4 separate regions of the Homo sapiens genome follow, and regions 2, 3 and 4 are each linked to region 1. A link is a contact called in ENCODE Hi-C or POLR2A ChIA-PET data. All regions are on one chromosome and are shown on one strand. Each heading gives the region's core, a stretch centred on a gene start or an enhancer-like site at or near the end of the contact. The rest is flanking DNA. Distances are from core to core; before and after follow the strand shown. Region 1 has its middle 39 kb from the start of GZMB. Region 2 has its middle 14 kb from the start of RNASE10. Region 3 holds the start of RNASE6 (ribonuclease A family member 6). Region 4 holds the start of TMEM253 (transmembrane protein 253).

Region 1 (2,662 bases), core at 87-2,586:
TCTGAGATCATTTCTATTTTATTGTTATTTTATTTTTTCTTTTGCTTTTTGGGTGAGGCATCAACCCTCTTTCTTCTTCCTTGTTCCTGATACAAATCTGACTTGATGCCTGGAGTAGCTGCAACCATCTTGTGGCAAGGAAGCAATAAGCATAAGGGGGAATATCAACATATACATACAGAAGTCCAAGACACTGATGAGAAACATTACACAGTCACTTCAGCAGCCCTGGACTGCTCATCTCCAGACTGGTTGTCATATAAGAAACAGAAACCGTTACTGTTTGCACTGCTATGTCAGGTTTCTCTCACTTGAATCAAAAATATTGCTGAATGTTACAGATGGGAACACACAAAGTTTTAAAAATGGTAATTCTCCCCAGATTAATTAATAAATTCAAGTAGACAAGTGTAATCTGGATATGGCTGAAAAACCTTGTTGCTCTTTGCAGAGTTGTGTGAAATAGCAAACAGGAAGCTGCTACATCCGGTTCTGGGCACTCTTAGGCTTTTGCTGGGACCAACCCAGACACCTAGAGATTTTGTGCTTTACTTACAGCATGTACCTGCTTCTTCCATGGGGCCACTCCATAAGCTCCTTTTGCACAAGGACAGCCCATCCTCAGCAATGACCTCAGCCCCCGACCACCCCTCTTTCCATTCCCCCACCCACAGTCATATTTTATTTTGACATGGAGCAGGATGTCGAGGGAGTTTTCTTAGAACTGATTCTATTTCAGGGGCAAACATTCACTCTCAGTGAGCTTAGGGTGGGGAGCAGGAGAAATGGGGGCGGAGAGGAAAATTAGTTTTCCTCACCCACCTCAAAATGAGAAAAGAGGCTGAGTTTGCTAAGAAATAACCTAGGGGTTCTGGTCGCCCCTGAGGGGCTTCTGATAAATGATTCAGAGGATACCCTTTCCCTCACCCACTCCTGTAATCACACACCCCACATGGACATGAGCAATCCTTTCCAGCACACACCGCCCTCTACAACTTCTTAGGTGGGCACTTCCCTTGTAGCTCTGGTCCATGAGTGACCTGAATTTTTCTGCCTTTTGTCTCCATTCCTAATGTAGAATTTTGGGATTCCAGGTACACTACTCACATCCTCACCTTTTCCCTCCTTCCACATAATTCCTGAAAGTCCCTCAAAGGAGATGCATCGCAAGTTCTCACACGCAAGTCCTTGGCCAGTCCCCGGAACTAGGTTTTCCTTTCTTCGACATTGACTCATCCTTCTTCCTGCTGAGACTGATACAGCCCGCAAAGCTACATCAAAGCACTTCAGCACTATCTGTGGTGACACCACTGAGCCATCATCTTCTCTAATGTTCTTTGAAAGGGCACCGGCCATCAAGACCCAAAAAGATGCTGCGTTTTCTTTGAAGTTCTTTAAAGCATCCAAACCTCAATGTGTCACATCCCTAAATGGTGGCTACACCTCTTTTGACATTTCAACACCAAAGCAACTCTATTTGTGCCTTGGTGTCTCTCAGAAATTTTTAGTGCAAAGAATGCTTTCATTTTGCATGGCCTCTCTTTCATGAGCTGTGCTGGGACAGAAAGCTGTGCTGTCTCATTCTGCTCTCTCTCCTCCCATTATTCCTTCTTTTTGACCCAAGGCTGATGCCCCCACTTTGAAATTTTCAACAAAAGGGAGTATTTTAGTCCCTCTCTTAGTTTCTAGAGAAATAAGCGACTGCTGGCTGGGCCCCAGGTGTATAAGCTCTTTTGGCTTCCAGGTTCAAGCACACGGAATTTGAATCTCACTTCCTCACACACTGAGCTGCTTCCCCTTTCCACTTCTCCTGTGAAACCCTAAGTCCTCTCAATCACATTTCAGGGCCTGATGTGGCTTTTTGAGAGGCTTTCTCCAGCATCTGCATCTCAATCCCCATTCAATGATGAGAAGAGCACTCACCAAGCCCCATCACTGTAACATACCACACAGTTTGGGTATAAGCAACAAATGCTCAGTCATGGATGACAGCAAAGTTGTAGGAATAAGGATTTTTTCAGCAGATGAATAAAATAATGAAAAATACCAATAATCTAAATGACCCCAAATAAGTAACTGGTTGAATAAATAGTGCTGTATCCACACAATGAAAAATTCAGCAATAGTTGAAATTAGTAGTGTGGAAGTAATCTCAAAGAGCCCAAGATGGCCCATATTAGAATCGCTCAGAAGCCTGTAAAAAATACAGATTTCTGGATGTGGATCCCAATGACGGAGTCAGAAGCACTGGGAGTAGACTTGGAATCTTTATTTTAATAGGTAACTCCAGTGATAATGCAAATCAAAGTTTAAAAATTTACAACCATGGCAGCATAGTTAATTATGAGGTAAAATGATCATGATATATTGTTAGATGAAAATAGTATGTTATGAAAAAAGAATGTATAATATAATCTCATTTTTAAAAAGTAGTGTGACTAGAGAGATGATATATAGGTATATAGGTAAAGACTGAAAAAATAATGCCAAAATACTAACCATGGTTAGTGGTGTGTTTATAGAAGATTTTTATTTTACTCTTTTTACTTTTTTACGTGTTGAGTCCAATTTGTAAATTTCCAAAATAAACATTTAGTTTATGTGTGTTTAAAGAAAACAATAAAAGTTGTTTTGTTTTGCTTTTTAAAAAAGGATAAGAGGT
Region 2 (2,662 bases), core at 118-2,617, 4.2 Mb after region 1:
TTATCTGAGTTTTTCAGTTTCTTTTTTTTTGAGATGGAGTCTCACTCTTGTCGCCCAGGCTGGAGTGCAGTGGCGTGATCTCGGCTCACTGCAACCACCACCTCCCGAGTTCAAGCTTCTCCTGCCTCAGCCTCCCAAGTAGCTGGGATTACAGGCACCCGCCACCACACCTGGCTAATTTTTGTATTTTTAGTAGACATGGGGTTTCACCATTTTGGCCAGGGTCATCTTGAACTCCTGACCTCAGGTGATCTGCCTGCCTCAGCCTCCCAAAGTGCTGGGATTACAGGCATGAACCACTGTGTCCAGCGCATTTTTCAGTTTCATGCGAGTTACTCACACCAACCAATCCCCAGTTAAAACTATGAACAAGATCTACATTGAAAAATATGTGCAGTGAAAATAAACCTGCCCCATACATTCTCTCCCTGACTCAAGTGGGAGACCAAACCTCAAAGAGATGATTGCTTGGTGAGCATCAGTGGTCAGCAGCGTCACAGTTCCTTCGGGCCAGGATAAGCTTGGGAAAATGTTTCTGACTTGAAATTAAGAAGTGAGCTAGTGTGTTACTCCTGGACAATGATGGTTTAGTAGAAAGCAATTCTCAAAATTTAGAATTTCCCTTTCCAATTTCCAAACTCTCCTATCTCCTTCTTAAAATACATTAGCATGTTTGTTGATTTGTATTCTTTTATACTCCACCTCATTCCAAGATAGGATTAAAGTCAGCTTGCAAAACTGTCTGCAATAAATAATCACACAAATCAAATTTAGGTGAGAGAAAAGAGGCAGGATACAACTTGATTGATTATGCCATCACTGTATCGAGGCTAAAATCATTATGCTTCCTGAAGCCAGCATTTTGGTCCCCAGAGCTGAAGTGTGTGAGTCCTTAGCCCTAGGTGATAGATTAGAAGTTTGGATGGTTTAATTCTACAAATGGTGACTACTATTTACCAAATGCTGATTTGACCTGATGTAATTCTCAGGTGGTACTAATAATTTCAAGTGTTGAAGAAATTTTGCCATATAATATTTATACCTATGAATCACCACTTTATTTTCCCATTTGTACTAATAAAAATAAATAAATAAATGAAACTTACCAGAAAAGGTTTTTAGTAAGAATGAGATGACCACAATGGTTTGAATAGTTCAAACAAACTTAGTTTTAGTTAGCATGTTGTAGCTTTATTCGGAGTAAATGTGTGGTTTCCAGTAAGATGCCTGACATGTTAAAATTAGCTCACAGACTTTTTGACGCGTAGAAATAATCTTGAAAGGACAGCCAACAACCATAACGAGAAACAAAACAGAAACCACCTAAGTCAAGAAGGTAGACACAAATGCCCCTCAATTTGCAAATAGATATCTCCCCTGCACCAAGAATCACCCCATGGGAGGAGCAACTAAGTTAAAATTTCAGGATGAAAGGGTTTGCTTTCTCTTCATGAAACTGTGTCTAGTACTCTGGTCAGGTAATGATGATGATCAAGGTAATATTAGTGATCCAAGGAGCAGAGGCTTTTTCCATGCCAAGCCCATATACCCTGATAGGGCCACCAGGTGGACAAGCCAGTCCATCTGCACGATGCTCCTAAAGGGCGGGTCACAGAGCCAAAGAAAGGAATGACTCGCCAGAAGAAACTCTGCCTTTTCTGAACTTTTTTTTTTTTTTTTGAGACAGAGTCTCACTCTGTTGCCAGGATGGAGGGCAGTGGCGCGATCTCGGCTCACTGCAACCTCTGCCTCTTGGGTTCAAGCCATTCTTCCATTCTTCTGCCTCAACCTCCTTAGTAGCTGGGACTACAGGCATGTGCCACCATGCCCTGCTAATTTTTTTGTATTTTAGTGGAGACAGGGTTTCGCCATGTCAGCCAGGATGGTCTCGATCTCCTGACCTCATGATCCCCCCGCCTTGGCCGCCCAAAGCGCTGGGATTACAGACGTGAGCCACCATGCCTGGCCAGCACTATTTTGAGTTCACAGACTAAGTTCACTTGGGATGGCAGATACTGGCTGATATGGTTTGGTCGTGGTAGTGAATAAGTCTCACGAGATCTGATGGTTTTATCAGGGGTTTCCACTTTTGCATCTTCCTCATTCCCTCTTGCCTCCTCCAAGTAAGAAGTGCCTTTCACCCTCTGCCATGATTGTGAGACCTCCCCAGCCATGTGGAACTGTAAGTCAAATTAAACCACCTTTTCTTCCCAGTCTCTGATATGTCTTTATCAGCAACATGAAAACGGACTAATACACTGGCACAGAAGTTAGCACAGAAGAGTTGTCCGTTAAGGTTTGGTGAAAGAGACAGGAAAGGAGAGGAAAGGGAAGGAAGGAAATAGGGAAGAAGGGAGGGAGGGAGCCCTGAGCAATGCGTGGAGGTCAGCAGTTAAGATTAGCTCAGCAGGAAGGAAGCGTCCTGGGCTTCCGTGAGAGGTGACCTCTGACAGGCTTCCAGGTTCCTGTGCTCTTTGAGAGAGTCTTTCTTATCCCCTCACCCAGTATACAGGTACTTTGGCCTGGCCTGGCTGGCCAGATATGCAGTCGAGGTTTTACCTTCAAAGATGACAGCTAGAGAAATAAGAAAAGGGAAAGCATTCAGAATCCATTATAAGACGTACTGATAAGTAACACACATGCAGATCTTATGAATTAATGT
Region 3 (2,662 bases), core at 48-2,547, 3.9 Mb after region 1:
GAGGCCTCAAAAGTTTTCTAGGGACTTAAAGTCAAAACAGTGTTCCTCTGAGTACCGGTCAACAATGCTTTGAAAGCGGATCTCAAACACACACTCATTAGAATGCAGCAGGAAGTGGTTTTATTGCTGTGAACACAGGGCAATAAAGCTTGGCAAAAGTTGCAGGGTTAGAAATCTGAATCTTTCTTTGCTGTCTTCCCTATTCCCTTCTCTCGAAAAGTACAGAACTACAAAGCAGAAAATAATCTTATTTCTTTTTGTCTCAACTCTGGTCTGGCATCCTAGGCACTCGAATTCTCCAAACACCTTTCTTCTTTCTTCTACGGGAACAAGAAAATCAACAAAAGAAAAGAAAACATGGATGCAATTGTAACAGAAGCTATGTCAAATGAAAGGAAATGCAGTGGATGCCTTAGAGAATACTATCTAAGTGTACAGGAACCAACTTGTAGGGGGGATCGCTCTTCTGAGGGGGGTCACAGGCAACAATGAAGAATTTGTACTGGGCAGCAGCACTATAGCGGCACTGGGGATACTTTCCTGAAGTGAGTCTGCAGTCAGTCATGTTGACAGGCTTTGAGCTCTGGTGGCAGTTGTGCCGACGATTTTTGCAGACAATGCTGAGCAAATCACAGACAGCAGCCACATTCTGGAAAGAGTCATGCAGAAAGGTATTTTGATGCTTACAGTGCTGGGTATAATTGTTGATGCCACTCATTGCCCTGTTGCATTGGAGAGGACTTGGCTGTATATGCTGAATTTCAAACCAGTGAGCCTTGGTGAGACGCTTAGGCCAAGCATGAAGTGGACACACTGGTCCCCATAGAACCAGCAGCAGTAAAAGAAGAGGAAAGCATAGCACCATCTTTTCTGTGTAGAAAGAGAGAAGATAGTTATAGTAGGAGAAGCAATAAGAGCAAAATTTTTAATCATAACTATTTAGATTTTTATTTTGCCTTTTAAGATTTTACAGCTCCCTTTAAAATCTTCTTTCTCACATAGTCTCACAATTCTATGAAGAACCTGAAGCCCAGGAAACAGAAATATGACCTCTCCTTTGATTGGCATATCCCATTTTCTTTCACAAGTACTCATGCATTTGATGGCTGTCATATCAGAAAGTTTCTTCCCTCTTCCCTCCTGAAATATTTACCCTCTATCTGACCACTACCTCCCAGCCGTCTTTACTGCTCTACTCGCTCCAGCCCTGAGGCTTTCTTTCTTACCTGGTCTCAGTGTTGGGGCTCCTGCTGAGAACAGAGGCTGTGATTAGTCCAAAGCTCAGAAGCTGTTGTCTGCCTTTCTTCTCTAACCCTTCGAGCCCTGTGTGTATAGGGAAGGGGAAGAAATATTCTGAGCTTTCAGAAGGAGAATCCTAGGGTTTGGCAGATTAACTTCTTGTGCAGAGTCTGGATTAAACTCTTAGACTTTCACACCTGTTCTTTAAAACAGTATCATTATCACATGTATACAGGAAGGCTAAACCAACTTAAAGAAACAACATGACTGAAAACTCACAGTTTTGAGGAACTGATCACTTCCTGATATGGAATGAGTGCTTCCTGCCTCATCTGAGGCTTCAGTGTTTTTTTTTGAAGCTTTATGATTCCTGTTTCTTAAGAGAAAATATGTCACATAAATATGATATAATGCCTGCCACATACTTGGTAATGTTGTAAGTTCCTACAACAGAAGTGAATACATTATTCATTTATGCATATACTTATTGGGCCAGGTACTAGGCTACACAAATTCAGGAGCTCATGAGTTTTTTTTTTTTTTTTTTTTGAGACGGAGTCTTGCTCTGTCGCCCAGGCTGGAGTGCAGTGGTGCGATCTTTGCTCACTGCAAGCTCCACCTCCTGGGTTCATGCCATTCTCCTGCCTCAGCCTCCCGAGTAGCTGGGACTACAGGTGCCTGCCATCACGCCCAGCTAATTTTTTTGTATTTTTAGTAGAGACGGGGTTTCACTGTGTTAGCCAGGATGGTCTCTATCTCCTGACCTCGTGATCTGCCAGGAGCTCATGATTTAATGAAAGAGATTAGAGACAGGCAGGTAAGTATATAGACAAGTAGATTATATTAATATAAATAGCACTTACAGTGTGATGGAGGACACTGCAGGAGGCTACGGGAAGATAGTAGAGGGGAAGGATTGTTGGAGGGCACAACACCTGAACTGAATTTTGAGGAATAATTAGAAGTTAGGTGAAGAGAGTGTTAAGCGCCTCCCAAAGACAGAATTGTGTATGAAAAGACCTGTAAGCCTGAAGAAGAAGGCCGAATTTAGGATATTTGCCTCTTGAATCTGTTCTTACCTTTTCACTGGTACTGCAACACCCTTATTCAGAAACTCATTGTCTTATGGAGGGCTCACATAAAAGCCTCCCACATGGACTCCTTGCCTTGTTTTTTTCTCCTTCCAATCCATTCTACATATTACTTCCAGATTAGTCTTTTTTTGAACAAGATATAATAGTACAACACTCTTGCCCCATGCTTTTATGGCTCCAAATGTCTGCAGAATAAACATAATGTCTGTTTATAGCAAGGTTGCAGGATACAAGGTTAATATACAAAAGTCAGTTGCTTTCTTATATACCAGCAATGAACAATTGCAATTTGATATTTAAAACACAATACCATTTATATTGCACCAAAG
Region 4 (2,662 bases), core at 1-2,500, 3.6 Mb after region 1:
GCTTCTGCTTCTCAGCCTCCAAACAGGGCCATAAGCCCTCTTAACTTTTTTGCTTTCCTCCTCAGTGATTGAGGCCAGTCAGTGGTGACAGCTGAGAGAATGAGTCAACACTTAGCCACTTACTTCCTAGGCTGAGGGTTGTAGGTGTCTGTTTTAGGGAGTGGGAGGACAGTGCTGCGTTTTCTTCCCTCTCACCTTCCAAAGGCGGGGTGCTCTGCGAAGCTCCAGAGTGACAGTCCCAGTGAGGAGACCCTGAATGGTGAGAAGGGCAAGTGTTGAGCTCTGGTCCCGTTAGGAAGGGGCCCTGGGACCTTCCACCCTCCCTTGTGGTGGGTCTTACTGAGGCTCCAGGCCCAAGAGGCAGCGCTGTGGCCATGTGACAATCAGAGTTCAGGCAGGCGACTGAGACAGCAAGGGGCACCACAACCACTGCCAGCCATAGCTGGCTCACCTGGGGGTAAGGGTAGGGTAATTGGGGAGGAACTGTCAGGGATTCCCTCCCTTCTCGTAACTCCTACCTCTTTAGAGATCAGGAAATGGGATTGAATGCAGGGTGGAGGAAAGCAGTCAACCCAGAGCAAGGACGTGATCATTAAAAATTAAGTATCATTTAATTTTTTCTGCCTCATATTGTAGTTTAGTTACTTACCTGTATGTTTTCCCCCACAAGATGGAAGCTACTTGGGAGATTAAGGGTCTTGCCTTGTTTATTTCTATGTTTTCCTCTACCCTCCTCCCATTCAGAACCTAGCTCAGTTTCTGGCACATGGTAGGTGCTCACTTAACATGGATGGATGGATGGATGGAATTGAATTGGGTAGAAGTGGACATGCTGAGACCTGGGATGGGGTAGCCTGGCCTCACCGCTAGCACCAAGAGGTGCCCACTCTGCCTGTGCCTTGCCCAGTGTTGTAGCTTTTCCAGACGAAGGCTGTGTCTCTCCTGCTCTTGCTCACCAGCTCTATCTTCCATGGCTCCTTTGCCCACAAGAATTAGGTGCTTCCTAGGCTGGGAAAAATGCGTTATAGGTTCTGTCTATTAGGAGACAGGACATGCAACAACGTATCTTTCAGCTACACCTCTGCCCACTCCCAATATCCAGGGATTTGAGGTCCAGGTCCTCACACCTACCTAGTCTGAAGCAGCTACTCCAAAGGGATGGGACCCAGCTGGGTCCTAGGTCTCCTAAGGGGCTTGATAGCTCAGAGCAGACGACAAACTTGTCCTGGCAGAGGAAGGCTGTCAGGGATGGGGTGTGGTGGGGCAAAGGTTTCTATGAAGGCCTAAGGATCTAGGGAGTGGCCCTGGGTAGATACCGGCCTCAGTTCACTCCACAAGATGTCTAGCCCGACCTCACTCTGTTCCCATTTCTCATTACCCTCATTTCTGCCCATCCTGGGTTCCTTTTCTGGTTTCACTTACCTCATCCCCATGGACACTATCACTCTGGACCTCAATTCCCCCTCATTTCCATATGATCTTACTCCTTTCTTTGGCTTCCTCCTCAAATTATGTGCCCTTCCCTAGAGATCCTACTTTCTGTCTGGATTGGTCCCCTGTCATTACTACTTGCAGCTTTGCCCCCAGACCAGGTAAGGTTGAATTCCAGGGGCTTTCTTGCCTCTCACTTTCTGGACAGTCTCCCTTCCTTCTTTCTTGAAGGTTTTACTCTGAACTGAACACTGACTCAATGGATGGGGGGGACCCTGTTTATGGTGGGGATTGTTTTTGATTCAATGATAACCTGCAACTGGACATTATCTATCTATCTATCTATCTATCTCATGGTCCTCAAATAGTGAGTCTTGGGAAGGATGCTATTGCAACAATTAATATTTTTGAGAGAGAAGGTGCCTCATAGCCAGACAGACCTGAGCTGGAATCTTAGCTCTGCTGCTTCTCCATCTGTGTGATCTTGGATACATTATTATTATTATTATTATTATATTATTGAGACAGGGGCTCACTGTCACCCAGGCTGGAGTGCAGTGGCATGATCATGGCTCACTGTAGCCAACACCTTCTGGGCACAAATAATCATCCTGCCTCAGTCTCCCAAGTAGCTGGGATCACAGGCACATGCCACCATGCCTGGCTAATTTTTAAATTTTTTGTAGAGACAGGGTCGTCTCACAATGTTGCCTAAGCTGGTCTCAAACTCCTGGGCTCAAGCCATCCTCCCTGCTTGGCCTCCCAAACTGCTGGGATTACAGGTGTGGGCCACTGTGTCTGTCCTGATAGATATGTTTTTCTACCTATTCGCACCTCAGTTTATTCACTGATAAAAGGGGGCTAACAATATGACTGTGAAGAGTTGTTGATTCAGGGTGGGTGTTTAATAACTATTAGTGGTGCTGATGAGGTCACACCGATAAGTCTGATGCCCATACACTAAAAGTGTTATTCAGAAGGAAGCTGGGGACACATTTCTACAGTCGGAAGCAGAACCAGCTGGGCCCAAATATACTCTATAGATCAAAACAAATCCCAGATCTACCTAGGTGCCCTTGGCAAGTTGCTTAATCTCTCTGTTCCCTTATCTATAAAAGGAAGTTAATAATACCAGTCTCAAGGGGTTGCTTTCAGCATGGAAGAGAGCTTAGCCCAGTACCTGGTACACAAGTGCTCAATGTTAGTGGCTATGATCATCATCACTATTATT

What was found. A loop is a pair of places that touch in the nucleus more often than their neighbours do. ChIA-PET counts read pairs that join two places held with the same protein, here RNA polymerase II (POLR2A). Pooled maps may share reads with other maps.
Region 2: a loop to region 1 is called in a pooled map, with 6 times the contacts of the local background. The contact joins two enhancer-like sites. A Hi-C loop is called at or near these places in 1 of 37 single-sample maps with no recorded cell type and 3 of 50 pooled maps. POLR2A ChIA-PET finds 5 or more read pairs at or near these places in 1 of 52 experiments (GM10248).
Region 3: a loop to region 1 is called in a map with no recorded cell type, with 12 times the contacts of the local background. The contact joins the promoter of RNASE6 here to the enhancer-like site in region 1. A Hi-C loop is called at or near these places in 2 of 37 single-sample maps with no recorded cell type and 6 of 50 pooled maps.
Region 4: a loop to region 1 is called in a map with no recorded cell type, with 6 times the contacts of the local background. The contact joins the promoter of TMEM253 here to the enhancer-like site in region 1. A Hi-C loop is called at or near these places in 2 of 37 single-sample maps with no recorded cell type and 5 of 50 pooled maps.

The regions. Positions count from the first base shown.
Region 1 is chr14:24,672,350-24,675,011 of GRCh38, reverse strand. No RefSeq gene overlaps it. Among named protein-coding and RNA genes, the nearest start is that of GZMB, 39 kb to the right of the region's middle. RefSeq lists enhancers at 172-221, 1,542-1,591, 483-1,682, 1,922-1,971. Within about 2 kb of position 1,336, at least 9 of the 41 ENCODE cell types and tissues checked have a DNase peak (open chromatin) inside an H3K27ac peak, as active enhancers do.
Region 2 is chr14:20,490,461-20,493,122 of GRCh38, reverse strand. No RefSeq gene overlaps it. Among named protein-coding and RNA genes, the nearest start is that of RNASE10, 14 kb to the left of the region's middle. RefSeq lists an enhancer at 1,353-1,452. Within about 2 kb of position 1,367, at least 2 of the 41 ENCODE cell types and tissues checked have a DNase peak (open chromatin) inside an H3K27ac peak, as active enhancers do.
Region 3 is chr14:20,779,903-20,782,564 of GRCh38, reverse strand. It overlaps RNASE6 (ribonuclease A family member 6), which reads right to left and starts at 1,297. Exons shown (of 2, transcript NM_005615.5): 1 at 1,227-1,297; 2 at 98-870. The coding sequence starts at 865. The coding sequence ends at 413. The region is part of intron 1 of LOC107984671 (a long non-coding RNA gene); the gene reads left to right. RefSeq lists an enhancer at 153-222.
Region 4 is chr14:21,099,654-21,102,315 of GRCh38, reverse strand. It overlaps TMEM253 (transmembrane protein 253), which reads right to left and starts at 1,250. Exons shown (of 7, transcript NM_001395467.1): 1 at 1,132-1,250; 2 at 865-1,008; 3 at 341-451; 4 at 196-252. The coding sequence starts at 972. It also overlaps a transcript of ZNF219 not described here.